2 separate regions of the Homo sapiens genome follow, and region 1 is linked to region 2. The links are chromatin loops, found by intact Hi-C in ENCODE. Cell type or tissue: lower leg skin. All regions are shown on one strand. Links, peaks and the distances in the headings refer to the core of each region. The heading gives the core; the rest is flanking DNA. Region 1 overlaps SEC11A (SEC11 homolog A, signal peptidase complex subunit). Region 2 overlaps ZSCAN2 (zinc finger and SCAN domain containing 2).

Region 1 (2,500 bases), core at 1-2,500, 64 kb before region 2:
GCGCTATCTCGGCTCACTGCAACCTCCACCTCCCAGGCTCAAGTGATTCTCATGCCTCAGCCTTCTGAGTAGCTGGGATTACAGGCATGTGCCACCATGCCCAGCTAATTTTTGTATTTTTAGTAGAGACAGGGTTTCACCTTGTTGGCTAGGCTAGTCTCGAACCCCTGGCCTCAAGTGATCCGCCTGCCTTGGCCTCCCAAAGTGCTGGGATTACAGGCATGAGCCATTGCACCTGGTGGATTTCAGTTCTTGAAAGAAGAGGAAACTGTCAACCATTGCTTTTTGAAATTCCTATAAACATTCTAGTTTAGAAGAGTTCTTTCTTCATTGGTGAAATAAAGATATGACTGCTTATTTTTTTTTAATAAAATCAGATATCAGTATGTATGTGGAAATACTATAATTTAAAGTGACATTATATTATTGACTGGGAAGGAATAACTTAAATTTTTAGAAATTGTTTGGGGCCGGGAGCAGTGGCTCATGCCTGTAATCTCAGCACTTTGGGAGGCTGAGGCGGGCAGATCACCTGAGCTCAGGAGTTCAAGACCAGCCTTGCCAACATGGCAAAACCCATCTCTACTAGAAGTATAAAAATTAGCCAGGCGTGGTGGTGGGCACCTGTAACTCCAGCTACTCAGGAGGCTAAGGCAGGAGAATCACTTGAACCTGGGAGGCTAAGGTTGCAGTGAGCTGAGATCACGCCACTGCATTCCAGCCTGAATGACAGAGTGAGACTCCATCTCAAAAAAAAAAAAAAAAAAAAAAAGAAATTTATTTTGGAATTACAGAGGTTTATTCAGCATGGATAGTGTTTTCCAGATTCTGAAAGTGGATTTGTGTTGTTCATTCTCAGCAATGCCTGTTGTGAACAAAGCTGAACCAACTTTCCCCTAAATATATCAGAGAGAATCAAATTAAGCTCAGGCCTTGTTTAAGCTGGAGGAAAATTTCTCCATTTTAATTTGTGATCCTTTGAAATTGAGTGAGTTTGGCTGGGTGTGGTGACTCATGCCTGTAATCCCAGCCCTTTGGGAGGCTGAGGCGGGTGGAGTGCTTGAGCGCAGGAGCTCTAGACCAGCCTGGGCGTCTAGACCAGATGGTGAAACCCTGTCTCTACAAATAAAAAAAAAAAAAAAAAATGAGTCAGGCACGGTGGTGTGCACTTGTAGTCCCAGCTGCTCAAGAGGCTGAGGTAGGAGGATCACTTGAGCCCAGGAGGTTGAGGCTGCAGTGAGCCGAGATCATGCCACTTTATTCTATCCTGGGCAACAGAGTGAGACTGTATCTCAAAAAAAGAAAAAAGAAAAGAAAAAGAAATTGAATGAGTCATAGACTTAAGTTTAAAACTGCTTCTGGGCAGATTCATAGACAGAGAATATATTAATTGGAAAATCCTTAAATTTTTAAAATAATTTTGTACAGAATTCTGATGATTTTAAATATGGTACTTGTAATCTGGGGTTTTTGGTGATTTATTTCAGACTCTTGAGATACCTTCAACTTGCAGGCCTGTGTAGATAACAGACCCTGTTAATATTCAGAAATTTTCAATTTTCTTTTTTTCTTTTGGGGAGACTGAAATATCTGGTCAGGATTACCATTTGGGTTTTTTTTGTTTTTTGTTTTTTCTTTTGAGACGGAGTCTCGCTCTTTCGCCCAGGCTGGAGTTCATGGTGCGAGTTTGGCTCACTGCAACCTCTGCCTTCTGGGTTCAAGCAATTCTCCTGCCTCAGCCTCCCAAGTAGCTGGGACTACAGGCGCCTGCCACCACGCCCAGCTAATTTTTGTATTTTTAGTAGAGGCAGGGTTTCACCATGTTGGCCAGACTGGTCTTGAACTCCGGACCTCAAATGATTCACCCACCTCTGCCTCCCAAAGTGCAGAGATTACAGGCATGACCCACTGCACCCAGCCCCATTTGGTTTAATAGTATTAACATTGTTCTTAAATATGGGGACAAATAATATTCAAAATGTATGTATTTAGTAGGTTCATCCTATAGGAGGTATATTAGTCTGTTCTCATGCTGCTAATAAAGACATACCTGAGACTGGGTAATTTATAAAGGAAAGAGGTTTAATGGACTCACAGTTCCACATGGCTGGGGAGGCCTCACAATCAGAAGGCAAAGAAGAAGCAAATCCATGTTGTACATGTCGGCAGGCAAGAGGTCATGTGCAGGGGATCTCCCATTTATAAAACCATTGGATCTCATGAGACTTATTCACTATCATGAGAACAGCTTGGGAAAGACCTGCCCCCATGACTCAATTACCTCCCACTGGGTACCTCCCATGACCTGTGGTAATTATGGGAACTACAGTTCAAGATGAGATTTGGGTAGGGACCACAGCCAAACCATATCAGGAGATATTATAATTGGATGATACTGAACACTGGCATGTGATTAAGTATTTGGAAAGAGAAATTTTACCATTGGGTGACTTAATCCTTAGCTTTGCTTTTCCCATGCAGATGGATACATTATTCTGTA
Region 2 (4,917 bases), core at 359-2,858:
CAAAAGCAAGCACTGAAATGTCCTCGGTTTACCCCTTTCCTGAAGGCCCTGTCCAACTCTTACCAATGGAAAGGACACTGGGACACTGGCTCCAGGCTGTACTTCCTCAAGTTTCTGTGCTCCTGACACTTTCTGGAAATAGAAAGGGTCTTTACCTTCACGTGGGTGACTCAGAACTGGAGAAGCCCCTCCATCTTGACCTGAAATCAAAGCCCAAGACACCAAAGCCAGAAGAGCAGATTCTAACTGACAGCTTGGGGTGCCCTGGAACACTAACAGCTTGGGGTGAAGGCACCTTAGCCCAACAACGTGGCAGCAAAACAACAAAACAACCAGAACCACACCAATGATTTCCAGTATTTCTCTGAGGACTCGGCCCACGTTGTGGGCCATGCTGTCTTCCATTCCACATGGAGAAACATTTCCCCCCATTTTACCAAAGAGGAAACTGAGGCACAGAGGAATCATGAGAGGGGGCCAATCAAGTCACCCAATGTAAGGGAAAAAGACCCAACTTTCCAGACCTTCCACGCCTATGCCCTGTTCTTGAATGTATACGGGACTTGACTCAGACCACTAAAATGACAGTGTCCTGGAAATGAGGATGAGCAAGGGGAAGACTCTGGCAAAACCCCCCAGAATGTTTAGGAAGCACAGCTCTTTGAAAGGGAATCACTGTTGGGGCAGTGTGGCAACTCCCACTCCAGGCCAGTCCCTCACTTTCACTCTTTGCCACTTCAATAAAGTTTCTCTTTCATGTGAGTTCTCTGATGTGTGATAAAGTTAGAGCTGTTGCTGAAGCCTTTGCCACACTCGGGGCATTTGTAGGGCTTCTCCCCAGTGTGGATTCGCTGATGTATAATGAGGACTGAGTTCCAGCTAAAGCCTTTCCCACACTCAGGGCACCTGTAGGGCTTGTCTCCCAAATGGGCTCTCTGGTGCATGACCAGAATGGAGCCCCGGCTGAAGCTCTTGCCGCACATGAGGCATTTGTAGGGCTTCTCGCCCGTGTGGGTCCGCTGGTGCACTACGAGCTGGGAGCGCTGGCTGAAGCATTTCCCACACTCGCTGCATTTGTAGGGTTTCTCTCCCGTGTGGATCCTCTGGTGCTTGAGGAGGTTGGAGCTCCAGCTGAAGCTCTCCCCACATGTCAGGCACTCGTAGGGTTTCTCCCCTGTGTGCATGCCCTGGTGTGCAATCAGACTGGAGCTCTGGCTGAAGCTCTTCCCACACACCCCACACTTATAGGGCTTCTCCACCATGTGGGTTCTCCGGTGTGTGGCCAGGTTAGAGCTGCGGCTGAAGCTTTTCCCACACTCGCTGCACTGGTAGGGTTTCTCTCCTGTGTGGGTTCTCCGGTGGGTGATGAGGGCTGAACTCTGGCTGAACCTCTGCCCACAGTCGGTACATTTGTAGGGTTTCTCTCCTGTGTGGATTCTCTGGTGTCTGATTAGATTGGAGTTGTAACTAAAGCTTTCGCCGCATTCTTTACATTCGTAGGGCTTTTCTCCAGTGTGGATCCCCTGATGCGTGTTAAGGCTGGATCGGTTGCCAAAGCTCTTTCCACACTCGGGGCACGAGTAGGGTTTCTCTCCTGTGTGGGTGCGCTGATGTGCAATGAGGTTGGGACTCCTGCTGAAGCTCTTGCCACACTCGGCACACTGGAAGGGCTTTTCCCCCGTGTGGATCCTCTGGTGGGTTATGAGGTTGGCACTCCGGCTAAAGCTCTTCCCACAGTCTCTGCATTTGTAGGGCTTCTCCCCGGTGTGAGTGGTTTGGTGTCTACTAAAATTTGAACCATCACTAAAGCTTTTTCCACATTCATCACATTTGTAGTATTTCTCTCCTGTGTGGGTCCTCTCGTGTGTGATGAGGTGGGATTTCCGGCTGAAGGTCTTCCCACACTGGGGACATTCGTAGGGCTTCTCCCCTAGGTAGGTGCCCTGCAGGCCTATGAGCTGGCCAACTTCCCTGTCCTGAGAAACCACCTCCCCGTGGTCCTCACCTGGGCTGTGTCCCTGGAGCCTCTGGATGCCAGCATCTCTCTCAAAGTCACTTTCCCCATCGGAGTGCTGAGCACTTTCACCTTCAGGCATTTCCGAGAATATCTTACGTGATTCATTCTCAAACATGTCTTGATTACAGTTCTCCCCATTTTCACTCTGTATCTCAAAATCTGAAACAATGAAGAAAAACATACAATGTCTACTCAACTCCCTGTCATGATGACAAAAGAAAACGAAGGGGGAAATTTATAAAAATTAAACTTCCAGTGAACACAAAGAGGCTAGAAAATCCTCAAAGCCTTTAATAATCAGGTTTAATATACCCAAAGGAATATAAATCATTCTATTATAAAGATACATGCACACACATGTTCAATGCTGCACTATTCACAATAGCAAAGACATAGAATCAACCCAAATGCCCATCAATGATAGATTGGATGAAGAAAATGTAGTACATATACACCATGGTATACTATGCAGCCAAAAAAAAGAATGAGATCATATCTTTTGCAGGGACATGAATGGAATTGGAAGCCATTATCCTCAGCAAACTAACATAGGAACAGAAAACCAAACACTGCATCTTTTCTCTTATAAGCAGGAGCTGAATGAAGAGAACACATGAGCACATGGAGGGAAATAACACACCCTGGGGCCTGTGGGGGAGGGGGAGGGAGAGCATCAGGAAGAATAGCTAATGGATGCTGGGCTTAATACCTAGGTGGTGGGATGACCTGTGCAGTAAACCACCATGGCACGCATTTACCTTTGTAGCAAACCTGCACATCCTGCACATGTACCCCTGAACCTAAAAGCTGATGGAAAAAAAAAAAAAAAAAAACCAACCCAGGCTTATTTCATTCTGACTGGTTGTCAGGCCTCATAATCTTTGTGGCAATCACCCAGAATTTCAAAGCCTTAAAGATTTGGGTTCCATGTCCCCACTACCTGTGTCTTCATCTGAAAATGAGGTCAGGTGGGAATTTTAAAGGACATAAACAGGGTACCTACCCAATTACCCCCACACTCACCATAATGCCTGGTGCTTGATTCAATGTAATGAGTGCATGAATGAGTTTTTTTATTGGTACCATAGACATTTCCCTAAAGCTCAGTCTCCTTTCAAAAGGAGCTTATATAATAATTTCTTGTATTGACATGTATCTGGTGTTTATGACCGCATTACTTTGTATTTAGACACAGGAAAGATGACAGAGCCCGTGCAATAAGGACCCTAGGTGTGTATACCAATGACTAGAAGCAAGTTAACTGGATTGTTAAAAGAGCCCTCAAATTTGTCTGCAGTGGGAGCTTATGAATAGATTTTTTTTTTTTTTTTGAGACGGAGTCTCGCTGTGTGGCCCAGGCTGGAGTGCAATGGCGCGATCTCGGCTCACTGCAAGCTCCGCCTCCCCAGTTCACGCCATTCTCTTGCCTCAGCCTCCCGAGTAGCTGGGACTACAGGCGCCCACCACCACACCCGGCTAATTTTTTGTATTTTTAGAGAGACGGGGTTTCACCATGTTAGCCAGGATGGTCTCGATCTCCTGACCTTGTGATCCGCCCGCCTCGGCCTCCCAAAGTGCTGGGATTACAGGCGTGAGCCACCGCGCCCAGCCATGAATAGATCTTTAATTGGTAATATGTCTTCCAGGAACTTGTTAAACCTTCCAGTGCCCAAATATTTGAGTAAAAGAAATCATTAGGGAGGACTGCTAGAAGAACATAGCCCCTTCCTTAGATGAGGGACTGTAAAATCTACCCGAGGATGAGGCCAAAGCAGCAGAGAGCTGAGCCTGGATCACACTGTTCTGACCCCCGGCAGAACTGTGTTTACTGAATAGTGTGTTGGCTTCATAGCCCTGGCTGACACTCTAAGAAGTGTCATTAGAAATTAATGACTGACACCGGGCATGGTGGCTCACGCCTGTAATCCTAGCACTTTGGGAGGCCAAGGTGGGTAGATTATCTGAGATCAGGAGTTTGAGACCAGCCTGACCAACATGGTGAAACCCCGTCTCTAATAAAAATACAAAAAAATTAGCTGGGCATGGTGGTAGGCACCTGTAATCCCAGCTACTTGGGAGGCTGAGGCAGGAGAATCACTAGAACCCAGGAGGTGGACGCTTTGGTGAGCCAAGATCACGCCACTGCACTCCGGCCTGGGCAACAGAGCCAAGACTCTGTCTCGAAAAAAAAAAAAAAAATTAATGGCTGTTGGGAACATTAATGCTGCCAGGAAGTTGTTGATGACATTGTTTATACCACACAATGTCCTCTTGATGAGCCTGAGGAGGAAATTTCCCTCTTGACCTCAATCCTAAAAAAAGCTGCACTTTTTTCTATTTTTTAAGACAGAGTCTCACTTGGTCACCCAGCCTGGACTGCAGTGGCGAGATCTAGGCTCACTGCAACCTCAGCCTCCCGAGTTCAAGAGATTCTCCTGCCTCAGCCTCCAGAGTAGCTGGGACTACAGGCGCACACCACCACGCCCAGCTAATTTTTGTATTTTTAGTAGAGATGGGGTTTCACTATGTTGGCCAGGCTGGTCTCAAACTCCTGACCTCAGGTGATCCGCCCGCCTGGGCCTCTTATAGTGCTGGGATTACAGGTGTGAGCTATCGCGCTCGAACTCCTAGTGACATTTCTATTATTAAAGCTAAAAAACTTTATTTAAGGTTAGATGCTCAATTAATTTTCTGTAAGTTAATATAAACTCTTACATATGAACATGATAAAATTGGACATGCCCCTCTCAGGCAGGACCTGGGCTCCACTCTTGCCTTCAGTCAATTTAAGATCACATTTATTTTTATTTTTTATTTTTTTGAGACAAGGTCTTAGTCTGTCACCGAGGCGGTAGTACAGTAGCGAGATCGCAGCTCACTGTAGCCTCAACTTCCTGGGC

The links. Hi-C counts contacts between places; a loop is a spot of excess contacts. Peaks named below come from ENCODE experiments on the same cell type or tissue, not always from the same donor. Only the 100,000 strongest peaks of a DNase experiment are listed, where the experiment ranks them.
Region 1: it touches region 2 in a loop (13-fold over the local background); 1 of 110 quality-filtered maps calls a loop at or near these places.

Annotation. Positions count from the first base shown.
Region 1 is chr15:84,684,070-84,686,569 of GRCh38, reverse strand. The region is part of intron 3 of SEC11A (SEC11 homolog A, signal peptidase complex subunit); the gene reads left to right. Among named protein-coding and RNA genes, the nearest start is that of NMB, 27 kb to the right of the region's middle. RefSeq lists an enhancer at 1-82. In lower leg skin, for the core only: no CTCF peak of the experiment used is centred there; a DNase peak (open chromatin) is centred at 1,055.
Region 2 is chr15:84,617,861-84,622,777 of GRCh38, reverse strand. It overlaps ZSCAN2 (zinc finger and SCAN domain containing 2), which reads right to left. Exons shown (of 3, transcript NM_181877.4): 3 at 1-2,176. The coding sequence ends at 738. Among named protein-coding and RNA genes, the nearest start is that of ZSCAN2, 19 kb to the right of the region's middle. In lower leg skin, for the core only: no CTCF peak of the experiment used is centred there; no DNase peak of the experiment used is centred there.